Regions from separate parts of the Homo sapiens genome. Here region 1 is linked to region 2. Evidence: read pairs that join two places in POLR2A ChIA-PET (ENCODE). Cell type or tissue: Panc1. All regions are shown on one strand. Links, peaks and the distances in the headings refer to the core of each region. The heading gives the core; the rest is flanking DNA. Region 1 overlaps CBX1 (chromobox 1). Region 2 overlaps SP2 (Sp2 transcription factor).

Region 1 (5,325 bases), core at 10-5,009, 150 kb before region 2:
GTGGAAGGGATTCTCAGAGTAAGTTTCACTGACACAGGTAAATGTAGCCACCACGTGTTTATCAGGAGTCTAGAGATGTATGAGACCTCCAGTGCTATGATGGATACAGTGTGACTCAGTCCCCACCTTCATGGCTTATTGTTTAATTAGGAATATGGCCTACTGCTTATAATACAAAGCAGAATGACTTCTTTTTAAAAATTATTTCTTTTGAGACGAGGTCTCGCTCTGTCACCCAGGCTGGAGTACAGTGGTGCAGTCATAGCTCGCTGCAGCCTCAACCTCCCAGGCTCAAGGTATCCTCCCACCTCAGCCTTCTAAGTAGCTGGTACCACAGGCATGCACCACCATGTCTCGCTTAGTTGCCCAGGTTTGTCTCTTAACTCCTGGCCTCAAGCAGTCCTCCCACCTGGGCCTCCCAAAGTGTTGGGACTACAAGCATGAGCCACTGTACCCAGCCCATAGTGATTGCTGAGAAACAGTTTTGTGTGTGGCTACAGACCAATTTAAATTGACAAATAAAAGTCATTTGCCTTTGAAGGAAGCCAGTTTCTTAGCTTTCTATTTATACTAAAAAGCTTCCCCATTCCCCAAGAATTTCAGCTTTTCCATAGACATCTGAGGTCTTGTCCTCTTACGATTATCCTTAGTATGAGTATACTTATTTGAGTGAAAGTGTGACTTGCTGTGCCCTCTGGTTTCAGTGAGGACAACACATGGGAGCCAGAAGAGAACCTGGATTGCCCCGACCTCATTGCTGAGTTTCTGCAGTCACAGAAAACAGCACATGAGACAGATAAATCAGAGGGAGGCAAGCGCAAAGCTGATTCTGATTCTGAAGATAAGGGAGAGGAGAGCAAACCAAAGAAGAAGAAAGAAGAGGTAAGAATAGAAGTAAGAATTTTTACTAGCCCACAATTCAAACTACTGTCAAAGTAGTTTTGTTCTGCTTCTTCCCTGATATTAGCAGCTGTCTCTTCTTAGTCCTGAAATCTTAGGTAGGCTAATGCCTACAAAGTGAGAGTGTACTGTCATGAAGCCACATGATCTCTTACTTTTTATCCATGGTACAGGAGCAGTAAATGGAAAACTTGCTGGGGACAGATATAAGGGCAAGTGAATTCATTCTTGTAAAAAATAGTTTTCAATATTTAATCATTAAAGGTGTGAGGTGGCTATTTTGACTTAATCAGTATCTTAAAGTAAGTTGTTTTTTGAGAGTGAAGAGATAGTTGTAAACATTGATTTTGCTTGGGCTGTATGTCCCTTTTCACATAGGGAAAATCTCATGCGCTTCAGACATTGATGAATAATCACTCCAAAGGATTCTAACAGCTCTCTTACTTGAGCCAAGGTATTGGTGAAATATTGGCAAAAGAGTTTGTGATTGGGCCGGGCACGGTGGCTCACACCTGTAATCCCAGCCCCTTGGGAGGCCGAGGCGGGCGGATCACAAGGTCAGGAGATCAAGACCATCCTGACTAACACGGAGAAACTGGGTCTCTACTAAAAATACAAAAAATTAGCTGACGTGGTGGCATGTGCCTGTGGTCCCAGCTACTTGGGAGGCTGAGGCAGGAGAATCACTTGAACCTGGGAGGCAGAGGCTGCAGTGAGCCGAGATCGCACCACTGCACTCCAGCCTGGGCGACAGAGTGAGATTCCGTCTCAAAAAAAAAAAAAAAGAGTTTGTGATTACATTAATCAGAGACACAGGAATGGTTCCAGTCTGGATAATAGTCCCATATAGATAAAATTGTTCTACCCATCTTGTTTTTACAGTCAGAAAAGCCACGAGGCTTTGCTCGAGGTTTGGAGCCGGAGCGGATTATTGGAGCTACAGACTCCAGTGGAGAGCTCATGTTCCTGATGAAATGGTGAGTCGGCCAGTGGCTCTGTGTGGTTGTTTTTTTTCTTCTCCCATTGGTTTCATGCCAGAGGAAAAGAGCTGGACCTTCGAAATTCCAATCACCCAAGTGTGAAATTGTTAAGATGGCATAGTCCTTCGATAGTGACCCTCGGCCTGACTGCCACCCTGGACTCATGAGTTACAGGTAGGAGCCCTTAGGAATCTTGGGTCTTTGCCCATATTTTTAGGAGGTGGGAGACAATCTAGAGTGGAAAGAGTGTGGGAAGGAATTACATTTCACTTCTGTAAATAAAGGGGGAGAAAATGAAATGTGATTGGACCACCCTCTCCTTCTACCACCTCCTTAATAAAGATGAGGCTGGCCCCAGAATCAGAAATTCTGCTAAATTCTCAGGGTTAGGAAAGAATCTGTAGTTCTTCCTTTTGTCCTTAATTGTTGGATCCCTTTCAATTTGTGCAGATTCTACAATTACAGGATCAGCCAGCAGGGGTCAGCAAGGCTCCTTAACTGCTATCAAGCATAGAGCAAGCCTGCTTTTTTCCATTATGAGTATAAATACCAGTGATAGTAATACTCCATGAAACAGCCTAATGAAGATAGTTATCCCAACAATCTCTGTAATTTTCCTACTCTGTCAAAAGAAGGCCATTCTTCCTATTTCTTGCTCATTCTCCCCACAAAGTGGATCTCAATGATTGTATTTAAAATTTGGAAGGAATAATTCTAAGCCATTGCCAATGAAGGCAGCATTCTAGAAACTTTGTCCTTTAAAACACACACACACACACACAGTCTATGGAGCTTTGTCCTTTTGTCAGTCCAGAACTTACTCTGAAACTCGTGTCTGTACTAATTATCCTCTTTTACAGTATGGCTGGAGGGGCCTAACTTTAGCACCACTGAAAGCCAGAGTCACAACTAACTAACCTATTCTCTTCTATGTATTCCCTAGGCAGTTACTGGAGCTGCCCCTCTTTTAGCTGATTTATTGTTAACCTATAAGAGAAAAGTTCATTTTTAAGATGCTGCTTATTGGGTGGGAGAAGTTATACTGTGAGTTACTCAGTTTAGCTAGAATATACTTTTTCTGCATGTGACCAGTGTGAGTTACAGTAGTATCTCCATATTGCTTAAGATTGTACTCCTTTGGTTGACTCACTACTGTCTTTTTTTTTTTTTTTTTTTTTGAGACAGTCTCACTCTTTCGCCCAGGCTGGAGTGCAGTGGCACGATCTCAGCTCACTGCAACCTCCGCCCCTCCGGGTTCAATGATTCTTCTGCCTCAGCCTCTCAAGTAGCTGGGATTACAGGCATGTGCTACCACGCCTGGCTGATTTTTGTATTTTTCATAGAGATGGGGTTTCACCATGTTGGCCAGGCTGGTCTCAAACTCCTGACCTCAGGTGATCCACCCACCTCAGCCTCCCAAGGTGCTAGGATTACAGGCGTGAGCCACTGCACCTGGCCGACTCACTGCTGTCTACAGGTTAAAACTGGATTTGATTATAAGACAAAGTACATTTTAAAAAGTTATTTTACTGGAGAATAGAGATTTTTGTATATTTCTAAAAGTAGTAAATATTTCTGGGGAGTGAAATGACTAAATTTAACTCAGAGGGTGTTGTTCAGCTGTCAGCAAATGGCAGCATGCTTCAGATTCCCATTTCCCTCCCATTCTCTTGGGTCCATTGTTCAAAAACATACATTATCAGCTTACTCTTCTGCTCTATGGGACTATGTGGCTCTGATTTCCTGTTATTAAGGTTCTAGAGATTTGGGGTGGTGCTTTGTCAGAGATGTCATCAGGTGTCTCCTGCTTGCTTTACGCTACTGCTTCTGTCTAGGACATTCCTAATAACCTGAAGATAAGAGTTTGTTTTTTTTTTAAATGAGACAGAGTCTCGCTCTGTCACCCAGGCTGAAGTGCAGTGAGGCGATCTCTGTTCACTACAACCTCCACCTCCCAGGTTCAAGCGATTCTTGTGCCTCAGCCTCCCGAATAGTTGGGATTACAGGCGCACGCCACCATGCCTGGCTAATTTTTGTATTTTTAGTAGCAACACGGTTTTGCCATGTTGACCAGGCTGGTCTTGAACTCCTGGGCCTGCCCACCTTGGCCTCCCAAAGTGCTGGGATTATAGGCGTGAGCTACTGCTCCCTGCCTAAGAGTTTACTCCTAATTCCCTTATAATGTGTATGATTTTCAAATTTTGAAAACTTTTTTTTTTTGAGACAGAGTCTCACTCTGTCGCCCAGGCTGGAGTGCAGTGGCATGATCTCGGCTCACTGCAAGCTCTGCCTCCCAGTTTCACGCCATTCTCCTGCCTCAGCCTCCCAAGTAGCTGGGACTACAGGTGCCTGCCACCACACCAGGCTAATTTTTGTATTTTTAGTAGAGACAGGGTTTCACCGTGTTAGCCAGGATGGTCTCGATCTGACCTCGTGATCCACCTGCCTCGGCTTCCCAAAGTGCTGGGATTACAGGTGTGAGCCACTGCGGCCAGCCACTTGAAAACATTTTAAAATTCAGAAAACTACAGCTCCCTCATTTTCTACTCCCGATGTTGAAACATCATTTCAAAGCACCTGGAAGTTATGCGAGGATAGCATTTGGAAGTGTCAGTGTAATTACGATTATGCAAAAAGTGTCCATCTTCATTTGCTCTGGCCAATGCCAGATGTGGTATTTAATCCTATTACGGGCCGGGCGAGGTGGCTCATGCCTGTAATCCCAACACTTTGGGAGGCTGAGGCAGGTGGATCACCTGATGTCAGGAGTTCAAGATGAGCCTGGCCAACATCTTTAGTAGAGATGGCAAAACCCCATCTCTACTAAAAATACAAAAATTAGCTGGGTGTGGTGGCGCACACCTATAATTCCAGCTATTAGGGGAGGCTGAGGCAGGAAAATCGCTTGAACCCAGGAGGTGGAGGTTGTGGTGATCCGAGATCATGCCACTGCACTCCAGGCTGGGCAACAGAGTGAGATTCTGTCTCAAAAAAAAAAAAAAAAAAATCCTATTACAAAGCCAAGATTTCTCCATGGGTTCTTATCAGCTGGGATATGGCTTTTGGAGGAGTGTGGTAACTTCTCTTCCCTCAGAGAATCTAGGTATCCTCTCTTCCCTCAGAGAATCTAGAGAGTCATGCTTTTTGGGGCCTTGCCCAGATGTTCAGATGTGATTGGTTAAGTCCATTGACCTGGCTTTTGACATACACGAATCCCCAGAGGGAATTTTCAACAGGAGAGTTAACTCTGAGGATGTCACTTGACATACAATTGCCAGTAAATGCTGCTTGGGCCACGTTTTCATTGTTCCCTAGCCTATTTTTCTAAAATTACCATTTTTAAAGCACTGTCCCCTGGGTTATCCAACTTAGGATAGACCACCAGCACCTGGTCTCAAAGTCTCTCTTTGCTTTATTCTGCAGGAAAAACTCTGATGAGGCTGAC
Region 2 (5,350 bases), core at 1-5,000:
TCCCATAAAGTTCTTACCAGGATCAACTGAGGTAATCAGTAAAGTGCTTAGTACTGTGCTTGGCATACCATGTCAGTGTTTGTTAAATAACTATGCTGACATGGCAAAAGTTATCAGGTTGTGTCATGCAATGACAACTATTCCTTTCCCATTACTTGGGGAAACAACAGTGATAACAGAATGGCTTGAAAATAATTTCCTATGTCGTCCCTAGATAGTCTGTAGCTTTTGCTCAGTGTGGCAGTTCCAGGAGTGTCAATGTTGCTAAAGCCGGTAGAGTGGGGGTGGGAGGAGAGGCAGGAATTTGACCTCTGTGGGTGGAGGGTCCCGAAGGCAGGGGGCTGACCTGTGTGGGTGCGAGCATGCCGTTGGAGCTCGTCACTCCGTGTGAACCTCTTCCCACAGAAGAACCAGTTGCAGACAAAGGGCCGCTCGCCAGTGTGCAGGCGCACATGGGCACGCAGCAAGGACGTCTTACGGAACGTCTTGCCACAGTCGGGGATGTGGCACACGTGCTTCTTCTTGCCCTGCTCTCCAGACCTGAGAATTGGGGTGAGGGTGGAGTGGAGGGAATAGGAAGAGGAGAGAAAAGCGGTAGAGGATGGGGCAGGAACAGGATGCAGTGAGGATGTGGGGTCAGGTCAGAGAGCACAAGGAGGCAGGGGGCAAGGTGGCACAGAGCTGCCAGCTCTTCCTTGCCTGGTCTGTGCCAGCTTGCAGCTCTGGACAACTGTCCAGGAGGGGCTTGGGGAACACAGGCCAGCCTTGTGGCTTGGGCCTTCTCCTTGAATTACCTCTTCTCCCCATCCTTGCAGTTGGGACACGTGCAGGCCATGCGGCGCCGCTTCTCCCCGGGCTGGGTCTCTCCGGCCAGGGCTTGTTCCATTTGCAGCTGGATCTGGGTGGGGCTCAGCCCACTGATGGTCAGGTTGTTCCCAGAAACATTCTGCACTGTCAGCTGCTGCTGCCCTGTGGGGACAAAGAGGGGCAGAGTTCAGGGTGAGGAAGCCTGAAACCTCGAGTCAACCCTTCTGCCCTTCTGCACATGACAAAGATGATAATCACAGCAGCTATTTTTGAGAGCCTGCTGTATGTTGGATATCATTTTAAGGACCTTTGTACAGGGACTCATTTAATCTCCATGACCCTATAAAATAGGTACTATCATCAGCACTTTACAGATGAAGAAACTGAGGCTCAATAACATATCAAGATCACACAGCTAGTAAGTGGTAGAACCCAGATCTGAACCCAGGAAGCCCATTTCAAAGTCAGTGCCCTGAACCACTGTACTATGTAGGCAGAATTTGCTTTAGAATATTGCCAACATGATTTCAGCTGGGAAGGGTCTTAAGACATTTCTTCCTGAATCTCCTCCAACCTTAGGCCCCTGTGAGATACCAACTCTGCTTTTAGGAAAGTCTCCAGGGATTTCTGTTAAAAAGACAAGAGGTCACAGGCTAGGTACAGTGGCTCATAGCTGTAATCCCAGCACTCTGGCAGGCAGGACAATTGCTTGGGCCCAGGAGTTCAAGACCAGCCTGGGCATATAGGGAGACCCCCATCTCTACAAAAAACTAAAAAATTGGCCGGGCATGGTGCTACATGCCTGTAGTCCCAGCTACTCAGGAAGAAGAAGTAGGAGGACTGCTTGAGCCCAGGAGGCTGAGGCTGCATTGTCATGATCGTGCCACTGCACTTCAGCCTGGATGACAGAGCGAGGCCCTGAGGCCATGTCTTAAAAAAAAAAAAACCAAAAAACACAAAAGAGGACACAGTTCTATGGGCTTTGGGAAAAATCAGATCCTCTAGGATGCCTTATCCTCTTGGGGGTCACCTCAAGAGGGAAAAGCAAATGTGTTAAAGTGCTAAACATTCATTAAGGATGGGCTGGGCACGGTGGCTCACACCTGTAATCCCAGCATTTTGGGAGGCTGAGGCGGATGGATCACCAGGTCAGGAGTTCAAGACCAGCCTGGCCAAGACGGTGAAACCCCATCTCTACGAAAAATACAAAAATTAGTCGGGCGTGGTGGTGGGCGTCTATAATCCCAGCTACTCGGGAGGCTGAAGCAGAGATCGCACCACTGCACTCCAGCCTGGGCGACAGAGTGAGGCTCTGTCTCAAAAAAAAAATTCATTAAGGATGAAGAGAAATTCAGAGAGCTCCCCCTACATAAGGAGCCATTTTTGCTAGGTTGCTCCAATTTTTCCTTTGGTTATTTGCAAGGCTGGTTTCACAGCATAAATCTCACCACTGAACTGAAGTGCAGCACAAACTATTCTGACTGCCAGGGCTCCCTTCTTTTCTTCCAACCTTAACGCAAGGCTTTCTCCTTCAAGAAGCCGTCTTTGCGTTTGGATGTCAGTTGGAAAGTTTTCCGAGTACATCTATCTTCTCTGTCTTCAGCTGTCAGATGGGGACATGTGCCTTAAACTATCTCTGAGTGCTATTGTAAGGACTAGGTGAGAAGCTGCAGGTGGACGTACCCTTAAGCTATGATGGACAGCATCCTCACTATTGTTACTGGAAATCCCGGGGCCAGCCCATAGTTTCCACCTGCTAGGAGCAGGTACCACTGCCAACACCCTGGCCACAGGGGCCATCCTCACCGCCTGTGTTGGTGATGGTGACAGGCACGCCCTGGACCTGGACACCATTGATGTTGATGGTCTGCATTGCCTGGGCAGCTGCCGCCAACTGGGCTGCATTCAGGCTGATGATGCTCCCGGCTGGGGCAATCTTTGGCAGGGGACGCTCTTTTCGGAGAATTGCAGCTGAGTGCTTTTTGCTGGTCCCACTCAGATGGGGAGCACGGGATGCAGGGCTGCTACAGGTGGTGTTAGAGGTGGCTGCAGCTGTTGCTGGGGGGCTGTCCTGGACAAGGACTGTCTGCACCTCACCGGAAGGCGTGCGGATGTAGACCTGGGAGGGGCCAGAGAAAAAAAATCAGTGCCTGGAAGAGACTAGGTTCCTGGGGCCTTCAAATGTCCCTGCCCAAGTGAGAACTGGGGGCGCCTGTCCACTAAAAGTCTCTTCAATTCACCCAAACCTACATTTATACACAGCTAATGCTCGACAAATGGCTGCTGGCATCCTATACTAAGCTGGCGAATGTTGACTATTGATTTGAAACCAAACGTTGAATTTACTTAGCATGGAAAAAGTAATTGCCAAGAATCAGAATTGGAGATTTAGAAGGCAGTGCACTGTGAATGACCATCAAACAAATGACACAGGTTCACTTTAGTTTTTAAGAGCCACATTTTAGAGCCCAGGAATTCCAGGTTTTCATAAGCTATGATTCCTCTACTGCACTTAGCCTGGGTGACAGAGCAATACGCTGTCTCAAAAAAAAAAAAGTTTCTGGTCTTTGTTATCAGAAAAAAAAAAAAGAGCCACATATTAATGAAAAACAACTTTTCTCCAATTCAGATTGACAAACATGGAAAATAAAATATGCTCATTGTTGGTGAGACAGCAGGAAACAGACACTTGTATATTAGGAGTGGAAGTATGATGTGGGCTAAACTTGCTGGAAGGAAATTTGGGGATATGTATCAAAAACCTTAAAAATACGCAAATTAGAGGCTGAGCAGGACAAGGAGGGCATTTGTAGCGGGGAGGAGGGTGTCCGTGGTGGGTAGGGAATGGCGGTGGCAGGCTGAGGAGGGTGTCTCTATGGGAGAGCTAATGGCTGTGGGAGACTGGCTGCATACCGAGGACTTATCCAGAAAGGAAGCATGTTAAGGATAATAGGAGTGAGGGCTCTCACTGTCACAGAAGGGAGTTATGGAAAGGGAGAAGGCTAGACGGAACACTGTGGTGCTAGATGGGAATTAGAGACATTGGTGGAAACTCATGGGTTTCAATATATATAGACAGAGAAATATAGATTCAAATGTGTGTATATGTGTATGTGTATACATGTGTGTGTGTCCTTATATAAGTTTATCTACATCTATCTACGTAGACATTGCATAGGTATGTCTATTTATATATACTTCCTAGCTGTGTCCATTGAGAAGGGCTGGGACCAGCCATGCCCAGTAGCAATGAGCTTACCTAGCACCCAGGCCTTAGCTTGTAACTCACATGCTCCACTAAAAGGAACCCAGGCTCCTTGGAGAAATAGCTGATTCCAGGGTTGGGGCAGGGAAGGTACAAGGAAAGCTTGGAACACTTGCACCAGAAAGTAAAGAAATGCTTACAGAATGGTGGGGACTTGAAAAGATACAAGCCAGCTTAAAGGGGCACCCACTGGCCAAATCTAGGTCAATGAAAACATCAAAATAATCTTAACAGATTATAACCCAGTGAATAAAACAGGAATCTGGCTGGGTGCAGTAGTTCACGCCTGTAATCCCAGCACTTTGGGAGGCCAAGGCAGGCGGATCACTTGAGATCAGTGGTTCAATACCAGCTTGGTCAACTTGGTGAAACCCCGTCTCTACTGAAAATACAAAAAAAATTAGCCGGGAGGGATGGCGCACGCCTGTAATCCCAGCTACTGGGGAGGCTGAGGCAGGAGAACTGCTTGAACCTGGGAGGTGGAGGTTGCAGTGAGTCGAGATTGTGCCACTGCACTCCAGCCTGGGTGACAGAGCGAGACTCCATCTCAAAAAAACAAAAAAGCAGCAATCCGTGAGTCCATAATGACATAAATAAATAAATGGGGGAGGAAGACAATGACAGAATTAAAAAGAGGCAATCACATCCTTCAATGAGAGGAACCAGGAATCTGAGAAGAAATGGTTGACCCTAAGGCTGAGGTTGGGAAAATATAAGGAATGAAGTTCAGACACATGCTACAACAGGATGAACCTTGAAACATGCTAAGTGAAGGAAGCCAGTCACCAGACACATGCTACAACATGGATGAACCTTGAAAACATTACAAATAGACCAGTAGTTGTCAGGGGCTGCAGAGAGGAGGAAATAAATGGGGAGTGATGGCTAAAGGGTAGAGAGTTTCTTTTTGGGGTGATGAAAATGTTCTAAAATTATATAGAGGTAATGGCTGCACAACTCTGTGAATATACTAAAAATCACTGAATTGTATACTTTAAAAGGGTAAGTTTCATAGTATGTGAATGTTTCAGTAAAGCTGATTTTATAAAAAAAAAGAATGAGAGCCTGTCAGAGGGATATAAGAGCCAACCTGAAGGCTGGGTGTGGTGGCTCGAGCCTGTAATCCCAGCACTTTGGGAGGCCGAGGCGGGTGGATCATAAGGTCAGAAGTTCGAGACCAGCCTGGCCAAGATGGTAAAACCCCGTCTCTACTAAAAAAATACAAAAATTGGCCGGGTGCGGTGGCTCATGCCTGTAATCCCAGCACTTTGGGAGGCT

The links. ChIA-PET counts read pairs that join two places held together with the same protein. Peaks named below come from ENCODE experiments on the same cell type or tissue, not always from the same donor. Only the 100,000 strongest peaks of a DNase experiment are listed, where the experiment ranks them.
Region 1: POLR2A ChIA-PET joins it to region 2 with 7 read pairs; 2 of 35 experiments call an interaction of 5 or more read pairs at or near these places.

Annotation. Positions count from the first base shown.
Region 1 is chr17:48,071,558-48,076,882 of GRCh38, reverse strand. CBX1 (chromobox 1) reads left to right here. Exons shown (of 5, transcript NM_001127228.2): 2 at 1-18; 3 at 705-882; 4 at 1,783-1,877; 5 at 5,304-5,325. Among named protein-coding and RNA genes, the nearest start is that of NFE2L1, 26 kb to the right of the region's middle. In Panc1, for the core only: CTCF peaks have their summits at 2,133 and 2,347 (motif pointing right); a DNase peak (open chromatin) is centred at 2,352; H3K27ac peaks cover 291 bases.
Region 2 is chr17:47,920,538-47,925,887 of GRCh38, reverse strand. SP2 (Sp2 transcription factor) reads right to left here. Exons shown (of 7, transcript NM_003110.6): 4 at 2,614-2,926; 5 at 795-969; 6 at 347-540. All of the region lies in intron 1 of SP2-AS1 (SP2 antisense RNA 1), which reads left to right. Among named protein-coding and RNA genes, the nearest start is that of SP2-AS1, 18 kb to the left of the region's middle. In Panc1, for the core only: no CTCF peak of the experiment used is centred there; no DNase peak of the experiment used is centred there.